Linked DNA regions of Homo sapiens: region 2 is linked to region 1. A link is an interaction called in ENCODE POLR2A ChIA-PET data of the cell type or tissue named here. Cell type or tissue: PC-9. All regions are shown on one strand.

What was found. ChIA-PET counts read pairs that join two places held together with the same protein. Peaks named below come from ENCODE experiments on the same cell type or tissue, not always from the same donor. Only the 100,000 strongest peaks of a DNase experiment are listed, where the experiment ranks them.
Region 2: POLR2A ChIA-PET joins it to region 1 with 5 read pairs; 7 of 35 experiments call an interaction of 5 or more read pairs at or near these places.

Annotation. Positions count from the first base shown.
Region 1 is chr22:38,275,563-38,280,562 of GRCh38, reverse strand. No RefSeq gene overlaps it. Among named protein-coding and RNA genes, the nearest start is that of TMEM184B, 5.1 kb to the right of the region's middle. In PC-9, no CTCF peak of the experiment used is centred here; a DNase peak (open chromatin) is centred at 3,112; H3K27ac peaks cover 1,568 bases.
Region 2 is chr22:38,170,026-38,175,025 of GRCh38, reverse strand. The region is part of intron 1 of PLA2G6 (phospholipase A2 group VI); the gene reads left to right. Among named protein-coding and RNA genes, the nearest start is that of PLA2G6, 9.3 kb to the left of the region's middle. RefSeq lists a cis regulatory region at 844 and an enhancer at 772-916. In PC-9, no CTCF peak of the experiment used is centred here; a DNase peak (open chromatin) is centred at 2,016.

The sequences.
Region 1 (5,000 bases):
ACTGGCCTACTGGCCAGACACAGTGGCTCATGCCTCTAATCTTAGCACTTTGAGAGGCCAAAGCAGGAGGTTCACTTGAGGCCAGGAGTTTGAAACCAGCCTAGACAACATAGCGAGACCCTGTCTCTACAAAAAAAAAAAAAAAGAAAAAAAATTAGCTGGGCCTGGTGGTATGTACCTGTAGTCTCAGCTACTTAGGAGGCCAAGGCAGGAGGATTGTTTGCGCCCACGAGTTCAAGGTTTCAGTAAGCCATGATCATGCCACTGAACTCCAGCCTGGGCGACAGAGAGAGAGACAGAGAGAGACCCCGTTTCAAAAAAAACAAAAAACAACAACAAAAACAGAACTGACCTATTGGGCCTGTTTACATTTTTACTTGTAAACAGCAATTTCAGATTTCGGCTGGGAGCGGTGGCTCAAAGCTGTAATCCCAGCACTTTGAGAGGCCGAGGTGGGCAGATCACGAAGTAAGGAGTTTGAGACCAACCTGGCCAACATGGTGAAACCCCATCTCTACTAAAAATACAAAGATTAGCCTGGTGTGGTGGCTCGTACCTGTAATCCCAGCTACTCATGAGGCTGAGGCAGGAGAATCAGTTGAGGAAGGGAGGCAGAGGTTGCAGTGACCTGAGATCATGCCATTGCACTCCAGCCTGGGCAACAGAGTGAGAGTCCATCTCAAAAAAAATTAAATAAACAGCCATTTCAAAAAAGACCTTCTTACTCTGCTTATTATTGTAGATATTAGAGGAAACACTTATTGAGTGCTTAGGATGTGCTAGGCCCTGTGCTACCAGCCTTACTTATGTTATTTTGTTTGATCCCCACAGCAGCTCTGACAGGATGGTCCTGTTCATACCCCCATTTTACAGATGAAGACATTGGAGGGCCGGGTGCGGTAGCTCACGCCTGTAATCCTAGCACTTTGGGAGGCCAAGGCGGGCGGATCACGAGGTCAGGAGTTCGAGACCATCCTGGCCAACATGGTGAAACCCGTCTCTACTAAAAATACAAAAATTAACCGGGAGTGGTGGTGGGCGCCTGTAATCCCAGCTACTTGGGAGGCTGAGGTAGGAGAATCGCTTGAAACCAAAAGGCGGAGGTTGCAGTGAGCTAAGATCGTGCCACTGCACTCCAGCCTGGGCGAAAAGACTGAAACTCTGTCTCAAAAAAAAAAAAAAGAAAGAAAAGAAAAGAAATTGGGGCTTACTGAGGCTTACAAGACTTGCCCAGAATCCCACAGCCTGTCAGTGGTGGAGGCAGTTGACGACTGCACAGGCTAATGGCCTCCAAAGAGCCACCCAAAGAGCTGATGGCTCTGTCCTAGGTCCCTCCATCTCTGCTCTGGGTGAGGTCACATCTCAGCCCTGTCCCTGATCATCCTTCTGGATGACCCTTGGAGAGCCACTTAAAATCCCAGAGAGGCAGAACATCTGAGTTTTTTTCCCCAGCACTCTTTCCCAGTTTTTCTGGTCATGGCACCCCATTTTTCTTTAGGTACTCATGCCTCCTTTTCAGTACATTTGGTTCTGAAGGGGCTGACTCCACCCACTGGCTCCAGGGTGGGCCTGTGATCCAGGCCTGGCCAATTGATGCCCTGCATTTCCTGGCTACAATGATTGGCTCAGAGATGGGACCGTGACTCAGGCTGGGCCAATCAGAGGTGACTGTGGGACATATCTTGGAATTCTTGGCAAAGAGGTGCTCTCTCTGCCACTGGGGGGGGGGGAAGGCCACATGGGAATGGGGCCAAAACACACACACACACACACACACACACACACACACACACACACACACACACACAGAGCAAGAGACGAAGAGAAATAGCATCCCAATGACACTATGTGAGGCCTCAAATCCAGCTCTGCTTTGAACTCCTTAAGTGAACCCATATATTCCCCTTTTTTAGTTCGTTATTTTATTTTATTTTACTTTTTATTTATTTATTTATTTTTTGAGACGGAGTCTCGCTCTGTCTCCCAGGCTGGAGTGCAGTGGCGCGATCTCAGCTCACTGCAAGCTCCGCCTCCCGGGTTTACGCCATTCTCCTGCCTCAGCCTCCCGAGTAGCTGGGACTACAGGCGCCTGCCACCACGCCCGGCTATTTTTTTTTTTTTTTTTTGTATTTTTAGTAGAGACGGGGTTTCACCGTGTTAGCCAGGACGGTCTCGATCTCCTGACCTCGTGATCCGCCCGCCTCAGCCTCCCAAAGTGCTGGGATTACAAGCGTGAGCCACCGTGCCTGGCATGGTTCCTTCTTGATCCCCACCTCCCTCTCTATCCTCCAAATTCTGTATTAATTAGTTTCTCCCTAACAGAAAATTGGAAATAACCTGAAAGTCATTGAAGAATGGTTAAGTAAATTATATAGATCCATGCCACGAATGGCATATTGTATAGATATTAATGTAGTCTCTTGACACATTCCTAATCATTTCCATATTGAGTGAAAAAGGCAGTTATAAACTTATATGATAGCCTTTCTGAACGCTGTAAAAAAATGCTTAGAAGAAAGATTGGCTTTGGCTGGGTGTGGTGGCTCATGCCTGTAATCCCAACACTTTGGGAGGCCGAGGCGGGTAGATCACTTGAGGTCAGGAATTCGAGACCAGCCTGACCAACATGGTGAAACCCTGTCTCTACTAAAAATACAAAAATTAGCTGGGTGTTGTGGTGCGTGCCTGTAGTCCCAGCTACTCGGGAGGCTGAGGCAGGAGAATTGCTTGAATCCGGGAGGTGGAGGTGGAGGTTGCAGTGAGCAGAGATCGTGCCACTGCACTCCAGCCTGGCGACAGAGTAAGACTCCGTTTCAAATAAATAAATAAATAAATATAGGCCAGGAGCGGTGGCTCACGCCTGTAATCCCAACACTTTGGGAGGCTGAGGCGGGCAGATCACGAGGTCAGAGATCGAGACCACGGTGAAACCCCGTGTCTACTAAAAATACAAAAAATTAGGCGGGCACGGTGACCGGCGCCTGTAGTCTCAGCTACTCCAGAGGCTGAGGCAGGAGAATGGCATGAACCCGGGAGGTGGAGCTCTCAGTAAGCCGAGATCACGCCACTGCACTCCAGCCTGGGCGACAGAGCGAGACTCTGTCTCAAAAAAAAAAAGAAGGAACCAAAAGGTGATATCTGATTTGGTCCTTGAAGGGAGAATAGGAGTAGCTGTTTGCTGAGTTGAGTTCAAAGGGGTGGAGCTGGTCATTGAGAAAAGCATTCTTTCTTCATTAGCCTGTGGGCAGGGGGAAAGGTGAGGCTGGGGGCCTGGGAAACCATTATAATTGTCCAGAAGTTAAGTCAGACTGAACCAGGGCAGTGGAGGGGAAAGCGGACACATTTAGGTGGAATCTTTGAGCCTTGTTAGAAAGAATAGGCCAGGCATGCTGATCACATCTGTAATCCCAACACTTTGGAAGGCAGAGGCAGGAAGATTGCTTGAGGCCAGGAGTTCAAGACCCAGTCTCTATAAAACCATTAAACATTGAAAATTAGGCCAGGTGCAGTGGCTCACGCCTGTAATCCTAGCACTTTGGGAGGCCAAGGTGGGCGGATTGCCGGAGCTCAGGAGTTTGAGAACACCCTGGGCAACATGGTGAAACTCTGTCTCCATTAAAAAAATACAAAAAAAAATTAGCTGGTCGTAGTGGCGCGTGCCTATAATCCCATCTACTCGGGCGGCTGAGGCAGGAGAATCGCTTGAACCTGGGAGGTTGCAGGGAGTCGAGATCGCGCCACTGCACTCCAGCCTGGGCAACAGAGCAAGACTCTGTCAATAAATAAATAAATAAATAGAAAATTAGCTGAGCGTGATGGTATGCCCATGTAGTCCTAGCTACTTGGGAGGCAGAGGTGGAGGATTGCTTGAGCCCAGGAGTTTGAGGCTGCAATGAACTATGATCAAACCATTGCACCCCAGCCTGGGTGAGAGAGCAAAACCCAAGAAAGAAAGGATGGGTAGTTGCATGGAGGAGGGGTGAGAGGGAAGATAGCAAGGTAGGTGTTTATCTTCATTTTGGAAAACCTGAGTAAAGGTCTTGAGAGGGCTTTTTTCCTCCCACAGGGAGCACCAACTAGGGCCCCCAATACCACCTGCTGACCTGCCATATCACTCAGACCAGGTGACTTTCTGTCTTTGAGCCCCTTCCGGGCAACCAAGCCTAAAAATACCCACCACCTGCCTCTGTCCCCTGCCAGCCCGGGGCCTCTGTAAGTTGAGACCCAAGAGTGCCCCTAAGCAGAAACCAAGACCCTGAACTGAAAGCCCTGGAGGGGAAGTGTAAGTCAGGTTGTGTCTGGTCTGTAAGTGTCTTGTACTACACATTGCAGATATGGTGGGTAATTGGGACAAAGACTTCCTCCTGAAGGGGTTAGTGTGTAGGGAGGGAGAGCTGGGAAGTCATAAACAAGTTACAATGCAATTGATAAGCCTTACTCTTGTTAGGACAGACCCAGGCATGTCCTACCTGGGGCTGGGGAGGAATCGTTCTATAGGATTTTGCTATTACCAGATCTCTGGTCATGTTATACCTACTTTTGCGGGGGCATGTTCTCTATGCCAGACCCTGTACTAAGTACTGGGATTACATCAGAAAACAAAAAGGATACTTGGGAGGCACAGGCAAGAGTATCGCTTGAACCTGGGAGGTTGAGGCTGCAGTGAGCCAAAATTGCACCACTGCATTCCAGCTTGGGTGACAGAGTGAGACTCCATCTCAAACAACAACAACAACAAAAAAGCCAAAAAGGATGAAAATCTTTCTCTTCAGAATTTATTGGCCAGGCACACAGTGGCTCACACCCGTAATCTCAGCACTTTGAGTGGTCTAGACGGGCAATTGCTTTGAGCCCAGGAGTTTGAGGCCAGCCCTGGCAACATAGCGAAACCCCATCTCTACAAAAAAAAAAAAAAAAAAAAAAAAATACAAAAATTAGCCTGGTATGGTGGCACATGCCTATAATCCCAGCTAACCAGGAGGCTGAGGTGGGAGGATCAC
Region 2 (5,000 bases), 110 kb after region 1:
GGGAATTCGTAGCTGAGGAGGAACCAGATTTTTGGGACTGAGTTCTCCCTCACCACCCGCTCTGAGCCACCCTCTTGGTCCCTTGTCCTCTACTGCACTTCTTCCGGGGCTTGGCTCCTCGTCATGAGAGGAGCTTCCCTGGGCATGGCGAGGGGCGTGACTGACATAGCAGCCCTGGACAAGTGGCTCCAGGTGACCTGTGTTCACGTTGATCACAGCACTAACCACGGCCCCTCCTCTCAGCACCTTCCCCTCTCGAGCCGTCCAGTCCCAGTGAAAATGCTCACCGTTCATGGGTGGGCTGAGCAAGCCCCTGATCTCTGCCTTCCTCCGTGTTCTGATCTGCTTCATCTGCTGTGAAGGCCTCTCGCCATTTCCCCCGCTGGCAAACTCCTGTTCTTCCTGGAAAGTTCAGCTAAAAAGTCATCCCCTTTAGGGGTCCTTCCCTCAGGGGACCGTGCACTTGGCGAGACAGGGACTGGTCTTGGGTCTCTCTGTTGACTGTTTTATGAACCCAGGTAGTCACTTCCAGGGAACTCATCAGAGATGCTACCATTGGCTCCAATCTCCCTCTGTTCCCACTCGAGGTTTTTTGTTTCTTCGTTTGTTTTTCTTTCTTTCTTTTTTTTTGAGACAGAGTCTCGCTCTCGCCCAGGCTGGAGTGCAGTGACATGATCTCGGCTCACTGCAAGCTCCGCCTCCCGGGTTCACGCCATTCTCCTGCCTCAGCCTCCCGAATAGCTGGGACTACAGGCACCCGCCACCACGCCCAGCTAATTTTTTTTGTATTTTTAGTAGAGACGGGGTTTCACCATGTTAGCCAGGATGGTCTCAATCTCCTGATTTCGTGATCCGCCCGCCTTAACCTCCCAAAGTGCTGGGATTACAGGCGTGAGCCACTGCGCCCAGCCCGTTTGTTTTTGTTTTTTGGTGGACATCAACTTTAATTTGCCCTTTGTTTTGTTTTGTTTTTGAGGCAGGGTCTTGCTCTGTCTCCCAGGCTGGAGTGCAGTAGTGCAATCTTGGCTCACTGCAGTCTCGACCTCAAGAGGATCAAGCAATCCTCTTGCCTTAGCCTCCCGAGTAGCTGGGACCACAGGCGCACACCACCATGCCCAGCTAATTTTATTTTATATTTTGTAGAGACAGGGTTTTGCCATGTTCCCCAGGCTGGTCTCAAATTCCTGGGCTCAAGCAATCCGTCTGCCTCAGCCTCCCAAAATGCTGGAATTACAGGCACGAGCCACTGTGCCCGGCCTTAATTTGCCCTTTGAACATGTACAATTCAGGGCCTCTCTGGGCCTCAGTTTCTTGATCTCTGAGATGGGAAGATGGGATAATAATACTTGTTCCTCCCGTCCTTCAGCTCCTCCAGGGGACCCTCACACCAGCACACTCTCTGTCAGTCTTCCCTCAATGAACCCAGCAGGCAAGCTTGGTTTTGACAGAGGATGGGTGAGCAGAGATAAGGAAAACGGCCAGAAATATCTGGCTTCCCTCAGCAGGGGCACCAAAATTGGTACCTGGAAATTGCCTGGCTTGGACAGGCAGAATTGTCACTGTCAACCCCCACCACCAAAGGTCTTGGGTCTTTGTCTTTCTGCTTGTGGTGTTTGAGAGAGCTGCTTGACACAGCCGAGGTGCGGTCTGTGTCAGGTGACCTGGGCATCCTGGGGGTGCAGGGAGAAGCCCAGGTAAGGAGGAGGAGGGGCCGGTCATCAGTGGGGAAAAGTGATTGTCTACCCCACGGGAAGGTCAAGGGTAGGACGCTGTGAGAAGCCAGGGGGAGAGATGAAGTGAGGCATGATGCGGGGGGCCCTCATCCACCATCCCCCTCTTGCAGCTGTGCTGGGAAGAGCCTAGGCTCCAGGGTCCAAGGTGGCAGGGACAGAAGGAAGCACGTGTGAGCACTTTCTCCCTGCTGGCCCGCCTTCCTGGTTGGCAATGCCGTGAGTGTTCCAGGATGTGGCCCCGTGGCTGTCATTTCCTTTCTTCCACCTAGTGATAACAATGGCCACTGTTTGTGTGCCCACAGTCGGCCTGTGTCCCAGACACCTTCCCTCCATTGCGTCATCTCGTCCTCCTGCCTACCCTGAAGGCTGGATGCCAGCCAAGCCTGTCGTTTCTGTGGCCATGCTGTCGTGGGTGTGTGGGGGGCATCCCCTAGCCCCAGGCTCTGGTGGGGGGTACACAGGCTGGGCCATTGACGAAGGGGTGTGTGGAATCTTTCTTTGATTTCACTGCACCCCTGGTGACTTTCTCCCTCAATCTGAGGCTCATGGGTGCTGGATGCTCTTGACTCTCTGCCCTTCCTGGGCGCACCCCTCCGCGTCCCTGTGGGCCCGTCCTCGGGGTAGCCTCTCTGCGCTCTTCCAGGCCAGGCCTGAGTCCCACAGGTCCCCATCTTCCCGGCTGCAGCCCCCAGAGGCTCAGCCTATACTGCTACTTCCTTTGAAAACTATAATCGCTTTACATAGCATCTGGAAAATAGGGAAAAGGAAAAAACAAAAGCCCATAAACCCAGCACCCTCATCTACTCAATGGCATGTTTTCTGTCAGTCTATCTTGGTTTGTTTTCTATCAGGCTTTGTTTTTTCTATGCATAATATTTACTCAGTTAAATTTTTGTTTTGACAAACTTTCTGTGAGCCAAGCTTGTGGACGGAGATGAAAAGACGAGCAGCTGCCTTTGAGAAACTCAGACTCTGGGCCAGCCCATCTGGGTGCCAGCTTTCACTGCTCCACCCACTAGCTGGGTGACCCTGGGCCCGTGACTTTACCCCTCTGTTCTTTGGTGTTCTCATATGTAAAATGAGGATAATAATAGTAACCAGTTCATAGAGTGGTTGTCAGACAGAATGATTAATGTACGTAAAGCTTTCAGGATGGTGCCAGCAAGATGCACAGGAGTGTTTGGTAGGAGGATGACGAAGCTTACCGTCTGGCAGGAGGGGCAGTTGTAACATGCTGGGCTGTGATAGTACAGATGTGTTTAAAGTGAGGGAGAGCCCAGAGCAAGGAGAGAGAACCTGGCATCTGGTGATGGTGTATCAAGAACATTTTAGGCCAGACACGGTGACTCACACCTGTAATCCCAGCACTTTGAGAGGCTGAGGCAGGCAGATCGCTTGAACCCGGGCGTTCGAGACCAGCCTGAGCAACGTGGTAAGACCCTGTCTTTATAATTTTTTTTTTTTTTTTTCTGAGACGGAGTCTTCACTCTGTCACCTAGGCTGGAGTGCGGTGGTGCTATCTTGGCTCACTGCAACCTCCACCTCCCGGGCTCAAGTGATTCTCCTGCCTCAGTCTCCCAAGTAGCTGGGATTATAGGTGCCCACCACCATGCCCAGCTAATTTTTTTATATTTTTAGTAGAGACGGAGTTTCACCATGTTGGTCAGGCTGGTCTCAAATTCCTGACCTCAAGTGATCTGCCCTCCTCAGCCTCCCAGAGTGCTGGGATTACGGGCATGAGCCACCATGCCTGGCCTCTATAAAAATTGTTTGGAAGAAATTACCTAGGCCTGGTGATACACACCTGTAGTCCTAGCTACTCAGGAGGCTGAGGTGGAAGGAGGTAGAGGCTGCAGTGAGCCATGATTGAGCCACTGTACTCCAGCCTGGGCAACAGAGCCAGACCCTGTTTCAAAACAACAACAACAAAAACATTTTTAAGGAGGAGGCTGAGAACCACGAGAACCAAGCTTGGATTTGAAGAAGGATCAGGGCTTTCTCAGACAGAAAAGGAGAGGAAGAACATTCCAGATAGACATCATTGAGAGATGGCACTGAGCCTTGTAATGGGACACTGCGAACTTTTCTTCAGTTGTTATGATCTTTTTTTTTTTTTTTTTGAGACGGAGTTTCGCTCTTGTTGCCCAGGCTGGAGTGCAATGGCGCCATCTCAGCTCACCGCAACCTCCGCCTCCCAGGTTCAAGCGATTCTTCTGCCTCAGCCTCCCAAGTAGCTGGGATTACAGGCATGCGCCACCATGCCTGGCTAATTTTTTGTATTTTTAGTAGAGACGGGGTTTCTCCATGTTGGTCAGGCTGGTCTCAAACTCCTGACCTCAGGTGATCCGCCCGAGTCGGCCTCCCAAAGTGCTGGGATTACAGGCGTGAACCACCGTGCCTTGTTGGTATAATTATTAGTATTGATCTTTTTTCCTTTTCATGTGCCTCTTAGTGGGCCCCTTGCTTTTGTCTTCCTTCTGTCCCCAGGGTTGATCCTGTGCTCAGCACATAGGCCAGGGAAGAATGTGGCTGTGACCCAGTGTCCACTCAGATGTCCTCTCTCCCCCAGGGCACCCATACTCTGTCCTTAGTGTCTTTTGTCTGGTGACATCTTGGCACAGAGGCAGAGGGCGGCCTCCGTCTGATTGGCGCCTGGCTTTGGTGACAGTACCTTAGGAAGGCAGTGTATTTTCTGGGAACCTAGGAAATAACAAGGTATCTAATTCCATCATCAACACTGGGGACAATTTCCATGGCAGAAACTATGACTCTGAATATGCAGCGTAAAGTTACCACCCAGACACTGCTGCTCCTGAGTCTCGAATGGCATCTTCTGCAGGGGCTCCCCCACCTGCCCCTGCAGAAGGTGCAGTTCGTTCATTTCCAAGGAGCTTGCTTTTGTGTGCTGTCTCTCGGAGCTCTTTGGGAAACCTGTGGTAGCAGGAAACAAAGGATTTAGACCAATGCCGATGATCCCCTTGCTCCGATAGAGTGTGACATGATGCTGGTCACCTTTTGGTATCTAGGAGGGGGGACATTGATTTTGTTTGCGGAAGTGAAATGATCCATGCTGGCCTCTTTTTTTTTTTTTTTTTTTGAGACAGAGTCACCCTATCGCCCAGGCTGGAGTGCAGTGGCGCGATCTCAGCTCACTGCAACCTCTGCCTCCCGGGTTCAAGTGATTCTCCTGCCTCAGCTTCCCGGGCAGCTGGGACTACAGGCGCCTGCCACCACATCTGGCTAATTTTTGTATTTTTAGTAGAGGCA